Regions from separate parts of the Homo sapiens genome. Here region 1 is linked to region 2. The links are chromatin contacts, found by Hi-C in ENCODE. All regions are on one chromosome and are shown on one strand. The core of a region is the stretch at or near the end of the contact, and the rest is flanking DNA. Distances in the headings are between cores, read along the strand shown.

Region 1 (6,732 bases), core at 658-3,157, 1.5 Mb after region 2:
AATTTTATGTTATGTGTACTTTACCACAAGTAAAATTTTTAAATAAAAAAATGACATCTATATCCATGTTGTACCATTGTTAATTTCCTTGTTTTGATATTGCACTATATTTATGTAAGATGTAACCACTGAAGGACTTGGTGAAAGGTACAGGGACATCTCCATACTACCTTTGCAACTTCCCGTGAATCTTTAATTAGTTTAGAGCAAAAAGTGTTAATTTCATGTTTGTGTTAAAAAAAAAAAAAAGGAAGTTATAGACTGCCAATCTCTTGGACCAGGATAATAGAACTTTATGAACACAGAGATTAAAGCCTATTTAACCACAGTTTGCCCATGATGGTAACTTTGATCAGAAAGAATCTCACAAGCTGGGACCCAACAGGACCAAGTAATCCATGTCATGATTATTACACGTTATCAGCCTTCCAGGGAAGTGGAATTTACAAGCTTTCCCTTTGGCATGGGGCCCAGGTGATGGCCTCCTATTGAGCAGAGTCCCCAGCAATAATTACCCTGCATGTCAAAGGCCTCATTTCCCCAAAACAGTAAACCATAAAATGTAGCCCATATTCTCTCCATGTATATCACTCAATATCACACCGTAGAGGCATATAACTGATAATATTGCCTCTGGCCCATGCCAAATTGCAAGTGGTAGATTTTTTTTTTCCTTCCGAATTAAGAAACACAAGATTTACCCCTTTTCTTGGAAAAGTGTTAAGAGTCTAGCACCCCCAATAACTAGGGTCTACAAATGTCTAAAAGTTATTAATCTTGGTCTGTCTTAACTACCAATTCTCTTAATTTGGGTAACCTCAATTTTGTTGTTGTTTTTTTTTTTTTGAGACAGAGTCTCGCGCTGTCGCCCAGGCTGGAGTGCAGTGGCGCCATCTGGGCTCACTGCAATCCCCGCCTCCCGGGTTCAAGCAATTCTCCTGCCTCAGCCTCCCTAGTAGCTGGGATTACATGTGTGCACCATCACACCCAGCTAGTTTTTGTATTTTTATTAGAGACGGGGTTTCATCATGTTGGCCAGGCTGGTCTCGAACTCCTAACCTCAGGTGATCCACCTGCCTCTGCTTCCCAAAGTGCTGAGATTACAGGCGTGAGACACTGCACCTGGCCTGGGTGACCTCAAATTTTTAAATGAAGGGATTGGAGGTAACATCTAGGATTTTATCTAGTTCTGTCTTCTATGATTCAAACCCCAAATTCTCCACTGCAATGACTGCTTCTGGAATAAATATTCCTGGTTGCCTGTCTCTGAAAAAAAGCTCTCACATAAGGCTAATGAGAGGCGAAACTAAGGCAGGATCTCTCCTTTCAAGACCACATAGTCAGGGTTGTTTAATAAGCACACAAAGTAGAGACATATTTACCCATTCACCATGAAAAAACACCCCTATAAAAGGCCCAATACCTGGGCTTAATAGCTTCATTTCTTGTGTGATCTTGCAGTGTACATCAAAAAATTAACAAATAACATCCAGTGACATGATCTTGGCTCACTACAACCTCCGCCTCCCGGGTTCAAGCGATTCTCCTGTCTCAGCCTCCCTAGTAGCTGGGATTACAGGCATGCACCACCACACCCGGCTAATTTTGTATTTTTAGTGGAGATGGGGTTTCTTTCTCCATATTGGTCAGGATGGTCTCTCTCGAACTACCGACCTCAGGTGATCAGCCCGCCTTACGCCTCCCAAAGTGCTGGGATTACAGGCGTGAGCCACCGCCCCTGGCTCCCCCACCGGCAATTTCTAAAATGTATCGGTCTCCTCCCAAGCCCTTGTTCCTTCATCCCCCACCCGGGGCAGATTCAGACAAGCATTTATTTTAGTTCCTAAGCCGCGCGGTGCTCCCAGCTTCCGCGCCTCTGGGCGGCCCACACCCCTCCCCATCCTCTCCTCCGCGCCGCCGTCTTCGTTGCTCTTGGGTGGCCGCGGCGCCCGCTCCCTCTGAATTCGCCGGGCAGGGATACAGCCGCCCGGGGCCTCTTGCTCGTGCTTGGTTTTCCGGACCTTGCTTCCTAAAGGGTCTTTAGGGGTTCCCGGACTCCTCCGCCTGGGAGCCTCTATCCGCCTGGGAGCCTCTATGCGCCCCGCAAAGCCCCCGGCAGAGCCGAGGGGAGGCTTCATTGGCGACCTGGTGGGGCCTCGCGGCCCTGCTCCCTGACGTCAGCGCCGCCGCGGTGATTTAACAGCTTTTGTTTTGGGCAGAAGAACCTATGGGCACAAAAAGCAGGAACGAGTAGCGGTGGCTGAAGAACGAGCAGGAGCTTGAATTTCAGTTTTCTTATGAGGAATTTTCCAGAAAAGATATCTTCACTGTGAAATAACTAAATAAATGCCCACTCAGTACAGTAAGTATTGATATCGTCCTATAGCATTTGGCTAGAAAGTGGTGTCAATAGGGTTTTTCCTTCAGACTTTGCAATACTGTTCAGAAGGGCCAATGCCAATCCTTCTGTGAGGAAGTTTTTTTCTTCCTAAATATGTTAATTGCCTCAACTTGGACTAACGGTCACACTTGTGAATATGAGTGTAAGAAACAGTTTATTTCTCACATGTATGAAAAGGAAATTTTCTTTCATCTATCTCAGGCCCCTATTCAGCGTAAAATCAAGATTATTTAACTTGCAAGATTAAACAACGACCTTATTTCAAATGAAATAAAATTCAGTCTGATCAGAAACCCCTTGGAGCAGTTTATATTAACCTAATTATCTTTTTACTGCAGTAAGTTAATTGAGGATTATGGAATGCATCTAAAAAGCAGTTATATTTACAGGTCCCAAAATTAAATGCTAAGGAAAAGCATTTCTGCAAACCCAGGTAGTACGGACAAACCGAAGGGAGTTTTATTCTGTCAAGTTTTACTCTAAATTCAATCGTTGATCAGCTAGATCTCGGCTTGGTTATTCTTGGAGGAGCTGCCTTGCAAATGATTCCACTCTGAGCTCGCCGGCCACAGTAGCGTGAAATGGATGGCAGTCAGTTTCCTCTTCCTAAGACTGGGTGTGGTTTCTCTGGGCAGACTACACAGTGGCGACTCTGGCGGGATTTGAGGAGCCTGGAGAGGCCCACCACGTGTGTGTCTCCCCCTAGTGACCAACGGGCTGAAGTTCCTGTGGTTAAAGGCAATTGCTGATTTTGTCATTAGCAGGAAGGTGAAGCTCAACGACCTCCTGCGTGTACAGCACCATTCTAGAAGCTGGATGTGTTTAAAGATATGATGCAATATGTACCCAGAAGGCATAAGACTAGATCACTAGGGTACAAATTAAAATATCAAGTTGCATACGCTGAGTATGGGATTAGGTCAGCGGAACACGCTTTGGAAAACACTGCTTTAACGACCTCATTCTGAGTCCCTGTAATGCTTAAGATTATAGCACAGTTTAGGCACCTTATATACATTATGATGGAATGCTTTCCTAGAGTGATATTCTGTGGTGGAAAGAGCAAATCAAAGGTCTTTGTGTTCTCTGTGACCGTGGAAGAAATTGCCATTAAGTAGTAATATAAATAGGGGTTTTAAAAAACGTGGGAAAAGTCTGAAGAAGCATTTGCAGAAACTCCTTACAAAGTCAGTGACAGCTAGGCCAGGCCAAGGTGGGCGGATCACTTAAGGCCAGGAGTTTGAGACCAGCCTGGCCAACATGGCAAAACCCTGTCTCTACTAAAAATACAAAAATTAGCTGAGCGTGGGTGGCTGAGATGGGAGAATTGCTTGAACCCAGGAGGCAGAGGTTGCAGTGAGCTGAGATCGCACCACTGCACTCCAGTCTAGGCAACAGTGCAAGACTCTGTCTCCAAGAAAAAAAGGAAAAAAAGACATGTACTGTAAATGTAAAATATAAAATATAGGCTGGATTTCAGAGACATAGTATGTAAAAAAGAATGTAAAATATCTTAATAATTTTTATATTTATTACATGTTAAAATGATAATGTTTTTGACATATTAGGTTAAATAGAATATAATTCAATCAGTTTCTTTTCTCAAAGAGTGTGGCTACTAGAAATGTTTAAATTATGTATATGGTTTGCATTATATTTTTTCAGACAGTGCCGATGTAATAGTAACAAAAAGTCTCAGCCTCATTTAAGATAAAAGGCCATCATCAGACAATGCAGGACAGATTGTAACAATAGGAAGTACTACAGAGATTCAGAGAATGCCATAAATAACCTTGGAATCCTGTGCTTGGGTAAAACATTTGCTTTTTACTTAGCTGATCCCTTAAAGCCTGTTAAGTTGAAATGTTACAGAGGGAATTTTATATTAGAGTTGGCCACCTCAATTTCATAACTTTTTAAGGAGAAAATGGCTTACATTTGTGCATCTTCAAGGTTTTCAAAGCATTTGCACATTTATTATCTCATTTCATCTTTCTAACCTGAGAGGAAGGTAGAGCAGTTTATCCCCATTTTACTGGTAAGGAAACTGAGGCTCAAAGAGTTCATGTGATGTGAAGAATATTGGAATTAAGGATGCCAGAGAACAATGACTCAGAGTGACCAAGTCATTATGGGGTCCATTTGGAGGTCTCTATGTAGAGGGAGAGCTTCCTCAGGGACTCCTGCAGACATCTCCTTATTGGAGGACAGGAGGAAGCTTGAAGACACTTTTCCCCACTCGGACTCAGTACTGAGTACTTTTCCACTCTAAGTCCTTCACCTTCTCCTCATCCCAGGCCCTGGGTCCATAAAACTGCAGGAGCCTTTTGTTCAAGGGTTCTCTCAGCAAAGCTGTGCTGATCCACCTGACCCTGGATTGGTGCCATTCTATCACAGCATGGGATTAAAGCCTTGACCCTTCCTTTCATATTGGCTTATTGTCTTCACTGCTTTTCTGACTTCTGGCACCTCAACTCTCTGGAACTAAGCTCGGCCCTTGACAGTTAGACCTGCTGTCTCTTCCCACTCTGACTTCCCTCTTGTCTCCCATCCCAATACTCTTCCTTGCTCTGGCTAGGCACAACCCCCGACTTTAAAGTTTTGGAGTGATCACGGGCATTTCTGGGATTTGGCCAAGGGATAAATTGAGTTGAGACTACATTGAGTTTGGGTTTAATGGGATATATGTATGTGGTTTGTAGTCACATCCATGTATAGTTAAGTAATGGTCATACCACTACTGGAATGGTTTCTAGGAATACTCCTACTAGTGACTATGCGGGTTCACATACACCCTACATATAAAAGCAGGGCCAGAGGTCACACTATGATATGAATGTGACCTATTGCTTGGCATCAGAAATATGCGGGTAGTGGAGAAGAAACAGATTGAAATGAACTGTGGTAGATCCATTGCAAGAATGTCTCCAATACTTCCCTGTAGGCAGACCCTTTGCAATGTGATTTTTTTTAACTCTACCCGTGAAAAGTTGGGCCCACCTCTTGAATCTGGGCGGGTTTCGTGACTTGCAATGCTGTGGAAAGAGTCATACTTGAAGAATAGGGGTGCTTTAGTCTCTAGGAAGGCGCTACTTTAAACCCATGCTAACAAAGCTTTTAAAATACCCCTCCTATAAGAATCAATGTGATCCATCACTAAATTAACTGTCTGTGAGAAAAAAACTCAATACTCTTTAAAGGAAGACAACAAAATCTTGATTCACAGCAATGTAGAATCTGTAATGTCCAGCATATAATCTATCAAAATATAAGAGAATCAGAAAAGCAGGAAAACGTGACACATATTCAGAATATATATTGCTGGACAGTGCTGATCACCTGTGTTTTCCAACACTGGAGGACTTGTGGAATCTTGACTCAGCTTGTCACTCATCAGTGGTAACTGTTCTCTGCTGGCCCTCACAGAGTCTTACTCTGCACATGCACAGCTTTGTATTTGGCTAAAGACTTCAGGGGAATCCCTATGCAGGATTCTGTAGTTCCTTCTCTACACCACTCCTTATCCTCAGGTACTCTACCCTACTTACTCTAGGCAATTCAGCATCCCTGAGGTCTCTCTGGACTTCACTTTTCCATTCTGCAGTCCAAAATGGGCTCTTGAGCAGAAATCTAGGGCCACCAGGGGGATCATCTCATGTGTTTCCCCTCTCTCAGGTTAGCAATCTGTGCTGTTGTCTAAGATTCTTTGCTTGGCCCCAAACTTTAATCAGGCTCCTGAGCCTTCTACTAAGCCCATCTGTGCACTTCCATGTAAAAGCCAGTTGTAGCAAGAACGCTGCTTAGTTGGGTTAGCAAGAATCCCCACCTTTGATATCTGATCACCCTTGATATCTGATTGGGTTCCTCAGCCTCTACCATCCCACAGGTGACATCTGATTAATCTGGTCTGACTTCGCAAGAATCCTGTTAGATTGGTTGGTTTAGGCAGAATTCCCCTTACCCTTGATGTTTCCTCTTAGTAATTGTCTATCCACTGCCACTACCTTGCCCCTTGGCTATAAATTCCCTCTTGCCCATGCTATATTCATAGCTGAACCTAACCTCTCTCCCCTACTGCAGAATCCCATTGTAACGGTCCCTATACCTTTTGAGATAGTCCTAAAATCTGCCTTATTGTGCTTTAACAAGTATCATTTAAAAATTTTTTTTTTTTTTTTTTCAGGAGACAGGGTCTTGCTCTGTCACCAGGCTGGAGTGCAGTGGCACAATCATAGCTCACTGCAGCCTCAAACTCCTGGGCTCAAGTGATTCTCCCACCTTAGCCTCCCAAGTAGCCAGGACTACAGGAGGGTACCATCAAACCCAGCTAA
Region 2 (7,397 bases), core at 4,016-6,515:
GGTTTTCCCTTCCCTGGGGCTTTGAGATCCATGCTTACTTTTTTCTATAGATAGATTTTTAAATAGATGACCACTGGGATCCTGTCCAACTCCAGGAGTCTATGATTCCACTTTTTTGTTTGTGTTTGTAGTCATCACCACCCTCATTCCAATTCTATTCAAGTCAGAGAATTTAGATGCGACTAAACTTCTTGTGGCAGAAGGAAATGTAACAAAAGGACAGTGATATCAGGTGCGTCCTATTACAGCAACCCCAAAGATTTATATATCACTTCCCAATTTACAAAGCACATTCCCCATGCTATTTCTCATACAGTGCCCCATGGTAGCCCCTTGAGTAGGTCAGGCATTTTATCAAGCAGAAACTGAAATGTGGGAACTGGTCCAAGTTCACGGACAAATGACAGATCTGGGGCTCCTGCCTCCCAATGCCTGTTCATTTCATTGTCTCACTAAGCACCCATTCCAAGGGCACTGGGGCTGTGGAGAGTGAGCCGCTGAAAGGCAAGCATTGATGACCAGCAGGCACTTACAGTGTTCACAAGACTGACTTTACTGACCTGCCTGTGCCAAATGGGAATAAAGAGGAGAGACTCAGAAGTAAAGCAACAGTCAGAGGAGTAAGCAAAACAATGTCCAAGTGCAGCCAAAGCCAATGCCTCCTGGACTACTTGGAAAAGAATACTCTGCACTACAAGCCCCTCACTTACTGAAAGCTTCCAAGAAATGAGGGCTTTCAAACTGCCTATGGAAAGTCATTTAGAGTTGGCATTGTCCATTCAATTTCAGAAGTTTCCACCAGAACATTGCTTGGTGACATAGTGGTCTTCACCCTGAGCGTCTACAAATGTATGTTAAGTTGCTATTAAGGACCTGTGGACAGAGAAGGCACACCACCACAGGTAAGCCATATGTAAAAGAAGCAAACTTCCTTCCTCACATTTCAATCTATTTCAACATTCATCAGGTCCTTCAAAATTTTTGCCAGACTCCAAACCCACTTTTCTAACACCATTCCTTCATATACATCAGCTATGCACATACCAAGTGTTTGCATGTAATACTTCATTGCATCCCCCCTGTGAAGCAGGCATTATTCTCCCCATTTTACAGATAGGCAAACTGGGCCCAGAAACAGATAATTTGCCCAAGCTACTTGTAGATAGAGCTGCCATTTAAACTCAGGTCTCTGCTGTTCCAAACCTATTTTCTTTCTGCTAAATTGCAATACCTCTAACTTGTTAGAATTTTACATAAAACCTTGAAATTCTAAAATATATATATATAAACTTTTTCAAAATTAAAAGCTTTTGCTGTTCAGAAAAAAAATCCTGTTTAGAAAGGCAAGCCAGATTGCAATAATAGATATGCAGTTGAAATACATAAAACATCTTGAAGAAGTTTTTATTAGTATAAATTTGTGAGCATTCAAATTTCTACATATACTTACTATAAAGTCAATGAATAATGAAGCAGTCTTTTTTTTTTTTTTTTTTTTTTTTGAGACAGTCTCGCTCTGTCGCCCAGGCTGGAGTACAGTGGCGCGATCTCGGCTCACTGCAAGCTCCGACTCCGGGGTTCGCGCCATTCTCCTGCCTCAGCCTCCCGAGTAGCTGGGACTACAGGCACCCACCACCACACCCAGCTAATTTTTTGTATTTTTAATAGAGACGGGGTTTCACCGTGTTAGCCAGGATGGTCTCGATCTCCTGACTTCGTGATCCGCCCACCTCAGCCTCCCAAAGCGCTGGGATTACAGGCGTGAGCCACCATGCCGGGCCATGAAGCAGTCTTGATAAACACAGTTGCAACAGACGTATTAACTCCTGCTTCCAACTGATTGCTGTATTTTGTTTAGATTGCATAGAATTGAGACTATCATAATTCACATATATTAACAGATGCAAACAGTAATAGTTTTCTAAAAGCAGTTTGTGATGTCCAGCCACACCTTGATAAAACAGATGACAAAAAAAAAGCTTTATTCTGTTTGCACTAAAAACCTAGTTTACCTGCTTGCACAAGTTGACATGTTAATTATCCACAGTGTGTTAAAAATTGGTATGTGTCACGTTTTAGTGTGCATGTTGTATTTTTTAACTTTTAAGTTGGGGTACATGTGCAGGTTTTTTACATAGGTAAACTCATGTCATGGGAGTTTGTTGTACAGATTATTTTATCACCCAGGTATTAAGCCTAATACACAGTTTTTTTTTTTCTGCTCCTCACCTCCTCCCAGCCTCCACCCTCAAGTAGGCCTCAGTGTCTCTTGTTCCCCTCTTTGTGCCCATGAGTTCTCAATCACTTAGCTACCACTTATAAGTAAGAAAATGCAGTATTTCGTTTTCTGTTCTTGCATTAATTTGCTAAGGATAACGGCCTCCAGTTCCATCCATGTTCCCACAAAAGACATGATCTCATTCTTTTTTATGGCTGCATAGTATTCTATGGTATATATGTGCCACATTCTTCATCCAATCTGTCACTGATGGGCATTTAGTTTGATTCCATGTCTTTGCTATTCTGAATAGTGCTGCAATGAACATTCACATGCATGTGTCTTTATGGTAGAATGATTTACATTCCTCTGGGTATAAACTCAGTAATGGGATTGCTAGGTCAAAAGGTAGTTCTCCTTTTAGCTCTTTCAGGAATTGCCACATTGCTTTTTCCACAATGGTTGAACTAATTTATACTCCCACCAACAGTGTATAAGTGTTCCCTTTTCTCCACAACCTCACCAGCATCTGTTATTCTTTGACTTTTTAATCATAGCCATTCTGATTGGCATGAGATGGTATTTAATTGTGGCTTTGATTTGCATTTATCTAACAATCAGTAATATTGAGCTTTTAAAAATACGGAATGCTTCACGAATTCCATGTCATTCTTGCACAGGGGACATGCTAATCTTCTCTGTATTATTCCAATTTTAGTATATGTGCTGCTGAAGCAAGCACACGTGTTTATAATTTTAGTAGTCATTTAAAATATATTTAATTTTTTAAATAAATTCTTCCTAAATTGATTTGTAAATTCAATGCAATCTCAATCAAAATCCTAGCAGGTTTCTTTGAAGAAATTGAAAAGCAGATGCTAAAATGTATATGGAAATGGAAAGGACCTAGAATAGCCAAAATAATTAGAAAAAGAATAATAAAGGATTTATTATCCTACTTGATTCTAAGACTTACAAGAAAGCTACGATCGTCAAGACAGTGCGGCACTGAGGCAAGGATAGACCTATAGATTCATGGAACAGAATAGAGAGTCCAGAAATAAATCCAAAGTTATATGGTTGATTTTTGACAAAGATGTGAACATAACTAAATTGGAAAATCAGCAAAATAGTGCTGCAACAACTAAATATCTAGAGGGGAAAAAAACAACCTTACAACATATTTTAAAAGCTAACACAAAATACATCATAGGCCTAAACAGTAAGAGCTAACACTATTACATTTCTGGAAGAAAATATAAGAGAAAATATTTGTAACAACAGTTAGGAAAGGCATTTTTAAACAGGACACCAAAAGTACAACTCATAAGGAAAAATATTTATAAACATTTTCAAAAGTAAAAGCTTTTGCTCTTCAGAAAAAAGTGTTAAAAAAGGCAAGCCGGACTGAAATAATAGATATGAAAAACATATCTGACAAAAAGGCTTGTATCCAGAATATATAAAAGATATTTACAACTTAAGAAGGCAAGAGCCCAATAAAATGGGGAAAAGATTTGAAGAGACTCTTTACAAAAGAAGTTATACAAATTCCAATAAGCACATGAAAAGATGATCTACATCACAAATTATGAGGGAAATGTCAATTAGAACCATAATGAGCTACTTACTACGCACTTGAGAATATCAAGGATGGGTGAAGAGGTAGGACAACTTGAACTCTCATACATTGACTGTGTGACAGTATAAAATGGTACTATTTCTTATATAGTTAAACATATACAAGCCATGTGACCCAGCAATCTTTATCCTAGATATTTACCCAAGAGAGATAAAAATGTGTCCACGCAAAACTTTTACATCAATGTTTATAGCAGCATTATTCATAATCGTCAAAACTGAAAGCAACCCAAGTATCTATTAACCAGTGAATGGATAAACAAATTGTGGTATATCCAATGGAGTATTACTATAAAAGCAACAAAATATTAGTACTCTCGACAACATAGGTGAATCTCAAAAATATTATGCTAAGTGAAAAAAGGTAAACACAAAGGGCTACATACTATGATTCTGTCTGTATGAAATTCTAGGAAAGGCAAAACCATAGCAACAAAAAGCAGATCAGTAGTTGGTTGGCTGGGGCCAAGAGCTGGGGGAATATATTGACTGTAGGAGCACAAGGGAACTTCTAGGGTGATGGAAATGTTCTAATTTGATCATGGTGGGGAATGGATTTTTTAAATATACTAGGGATTTGTTTTTCTTTTTAAGGGATTTCTTTTGGAAAAAAAAAAAGTCCTAGAATAAGAACAGAAGCATGTTCTCTTCTGAGAAATAATCCTTAGAAAATAGAAGTTAAGCCAAAATATGTAACATTACCTATGTCTTTTAAAACTTTTCTTGTCCATCTAATTTCCATCTTAAGAAAAATTAGAAATAAATCAATTACACTTTAAATACTTTTGGTACAGTTGAATATGTACAGGACTGCTGAATATTGAATAGGTTCCCAGAGAAACTCTTTGTAACAGAACTTTCCATTTGACCATAGCCCTTAAGGCATTTAAAGACAAGTGAGAAACAGACTGTTTTGGTTCGTTGGTTTGGGTTTTTTTTTCTTTTTTTTTTCATTACTTAGCTTTGTCATCATGCTTTCCTACCACCAGAAGGCATATTTATGACTCATCAGTCAACACCCAGTGTCAGATAACTAGCCATTAACATACTTCACTTGTACTGTGATGAAAATGATATCACAACTTTCAAGAGATCCCCTTGAAGATGAAACTGAAAGAAATGGTGGCCACATGTTGTTTCAAACCTGTATTCGTTACACCTCCTGACTGCATGTCGTGCAAAAGGGCCAAACAGATGTGTAAAAAATAGCTGTTTAACAGGGGGGAAAATACTGTAAAATTGTTTATGGCAGGACAGCGGGTTCTTATAGGCAAAGTAAATTACAAATAGATTTCTCAATTACTTTTTAAAGCCTAGTATTTGATTCTTATATAACAGTCAAAAATCAATTTTGCATGGAATTTATGTGAATGCCTCATTATTAATAAAACAGCGGTTGGCGGCTGCTACTTCCTCCCCACAACAGCAGCACGCAGTGGGGAAGCATTCACGTGCCAGGCTGTGCAATTCTTTATCTTTTTATCCTCTGGTTCAGCATCATAAAAAAGAAAGGGAAGAGATGAATCCCAAGCAAATTTTAGGCATGGGCTTCTGGCAGCACCTATTTCATGGGGGCCTGCTGGTGCCCTGAGAGTACTTGGTGATGGGTGCTGAGGGAAGTCCTCACCCTACTCCCTGCTCATACTGTACCTCGAAGGTCTTTTTTAAAAAAAAAAAAAGTATAATTAAGCAAGTAACTCTAGTTGTTGAAAAAGTCACTGAGCTCTTTCTCTCGCTCTATCCTTAGCATATCCAACCTCGGTACTAGAGTCTACTGACCCTGTGAATTGATTTAAAAGGACTGGCCAGTGGCAATTTTCCCCAGATTGCTTTATTTCTCCAAAATAAAATTATTTATTTTGAAAAGAACTTGCTCCTGACCCAAACATTCTAATAACATAACAAGCATAATTCTCATTCAACAAACAAGAAAATTGAATCCCACTTATGTCTACAGACCATAACAGTCTGCTCCCTACACTGTACTTGATTCATCAAACCATGAACACTCCCCGTTTCCCAAATGAAAAGTGTAGTGTGGTGAGAAAAACCTAGCTTCTCTGGTTAGCCCTCCCTAACCAATTGGATGACTTTAAACAGTTATATCACTGTTTTAGGCCATGTCTGTTAACTGGTAAAATAAGAGAGTTTTCAAAATTATCTGAGGTTTCCTTCAGCTAAGATTTGGCAATGAGAAGAAATCATTGTATTCCCATTACATGTGAAAAGCAAAAAGAAAATTCTATGTTTGGCCAACAACATGGAGAAATGCTTATCTTCAGAGGTTAAATTCAGCTAAACAGTAGCTACCTGCTATTTCTTCTATTGGGTGCATGCCTCAAAAACGCTAACGGGGGAAATGGCAGGGCGATACACTGAGTGCTTACAGCATGTTTCCAGAAACTGATTTATTCTTGATTTGAATCTCTACTATGTGCATAATTACACCTGGTAACTGCAGGCAAGCTGTGGGCAACACTCTTGCCCCCTTAGTATTTGTGTCAGCAGTTAATTAGGAATGCAGTGCTAATACAGTCTTTAAACCAACCCCAAAAAGCTGTAGTAAAATCTAGTTTAACAAACAGACATGCATATCAGATGACTCCTTGCAGATACAGAATACCAAGAGTTTATTTACCAATGAAAATCCATGGTAGGTAAGATCTGATCCATGGGTTTGTTTGCTTTTGGGTTTTTGGAGACAGATTCTCGCTCTGTTGCCCAGGTTGGAGTATAGTGACGTGATCTCGGCTCACTGCAACCTCTGCCTCCCGGGTTCAAGCAATTCTCCTGCTTCAGCCTCCTGAGTAACTGGGACTACAGACGTGCACTACCATGCCTGGCTAATTTTTGTATTTTTAGTAGAGACAGGGTTTTGCCATGTTGGCCAGGCTGGTCTCGAACTCCTGACCTCAAGTGATCCACCTGCCAAAGTGCTGGGATTCCAGGTGTGAGCCACCACACCCAGCCCCCACAGGTTTGTTTTTAAGAATTGGATTTGATATACTATTGAGAAACAAAGTGGCTTAAATATATCAATTTATTCAGAGTTTTTAAAAACAATGACTTTTTCTTTTATTCTTCTGCTAATTATTTACATGATTAATCTGACTTAACATATCTTCATTGAGAATCACACAGTTGATCCAACTAAAATTAGTATTATTTTAGGGACAAGAATGAAGGATACATTTTTTTTCCTGTTAAGTCAAATTCACATTTGGGTTTTGTTGTGCATATACTGTTAATAATGCAAAGAGAAACTTGTTCACTATGGTTGATTGCATAACAGGCCCCCATCCTGTACCCCTACCTATAGCCACGCCCTTTGCCCTATGACTTTGCAGTTGCTTTCACTACAGAGGCAAATCTGTTTTCCATCTGGGCTTGGACACATGACTTGCTTGGGCCAATAGAATGAGATGGATCGGACAGATGTTCCAGCTCCAGGCCCAGGCCTTGAGGTCCCGCTTTCTGCTTGTTCTCTCCTATTTCTGCCATTACCATGAAGAGGACACGCCTGTGTTACCGGTGGTCA

The links. Hi-C counts contacts between places; a loop is a spot of excess contacts on that map. Pooled maps may share reads with other maps.
Region 1: a loop to region 2 is called in a pooled map, with 9 times the contacts of the local background. The contact joins the promoter of CHROMR here to the enhancer-like site in region 2. A Hi-C loop is called at or near these places in 3 of 37 single-sample maps with no recorded cell type and 9 of 50 pooled maps.

The regions. Positions count from the first base shown.
Region 1 is chr2:178,411,752-178,418,483 of GRCh38, forward strand. It overlaps CHROMR (cholesterol induced regulator of metabolism RNA), which reads left to right and starts at 1,908. Exons shown (of 5, transcript NR_110204.1): 1 at 1,908-2,362. RefSeq lists enhancers at 1,672-2,247, 2,077-2,276, 2,778-3,037, 2,825-3,399.
Region 2 is chr2:176,927,131-176,934,527 of GRCh38, forward strand. It overlaps the pseudogene RNU6-187P. Among named protein-coding and RNA genes, the nearest start is that of MIR4444-1, 280 kb to the right of the region's middle. RefSeq lists an enhancer at 4,770-5,069. Within about 2 kb of position 5,266, at least 4 of the 41 ENCODE cell types and tissues checked have a DNase peak (open chromatin) inside an H3K27ac peak, as active enhancers do.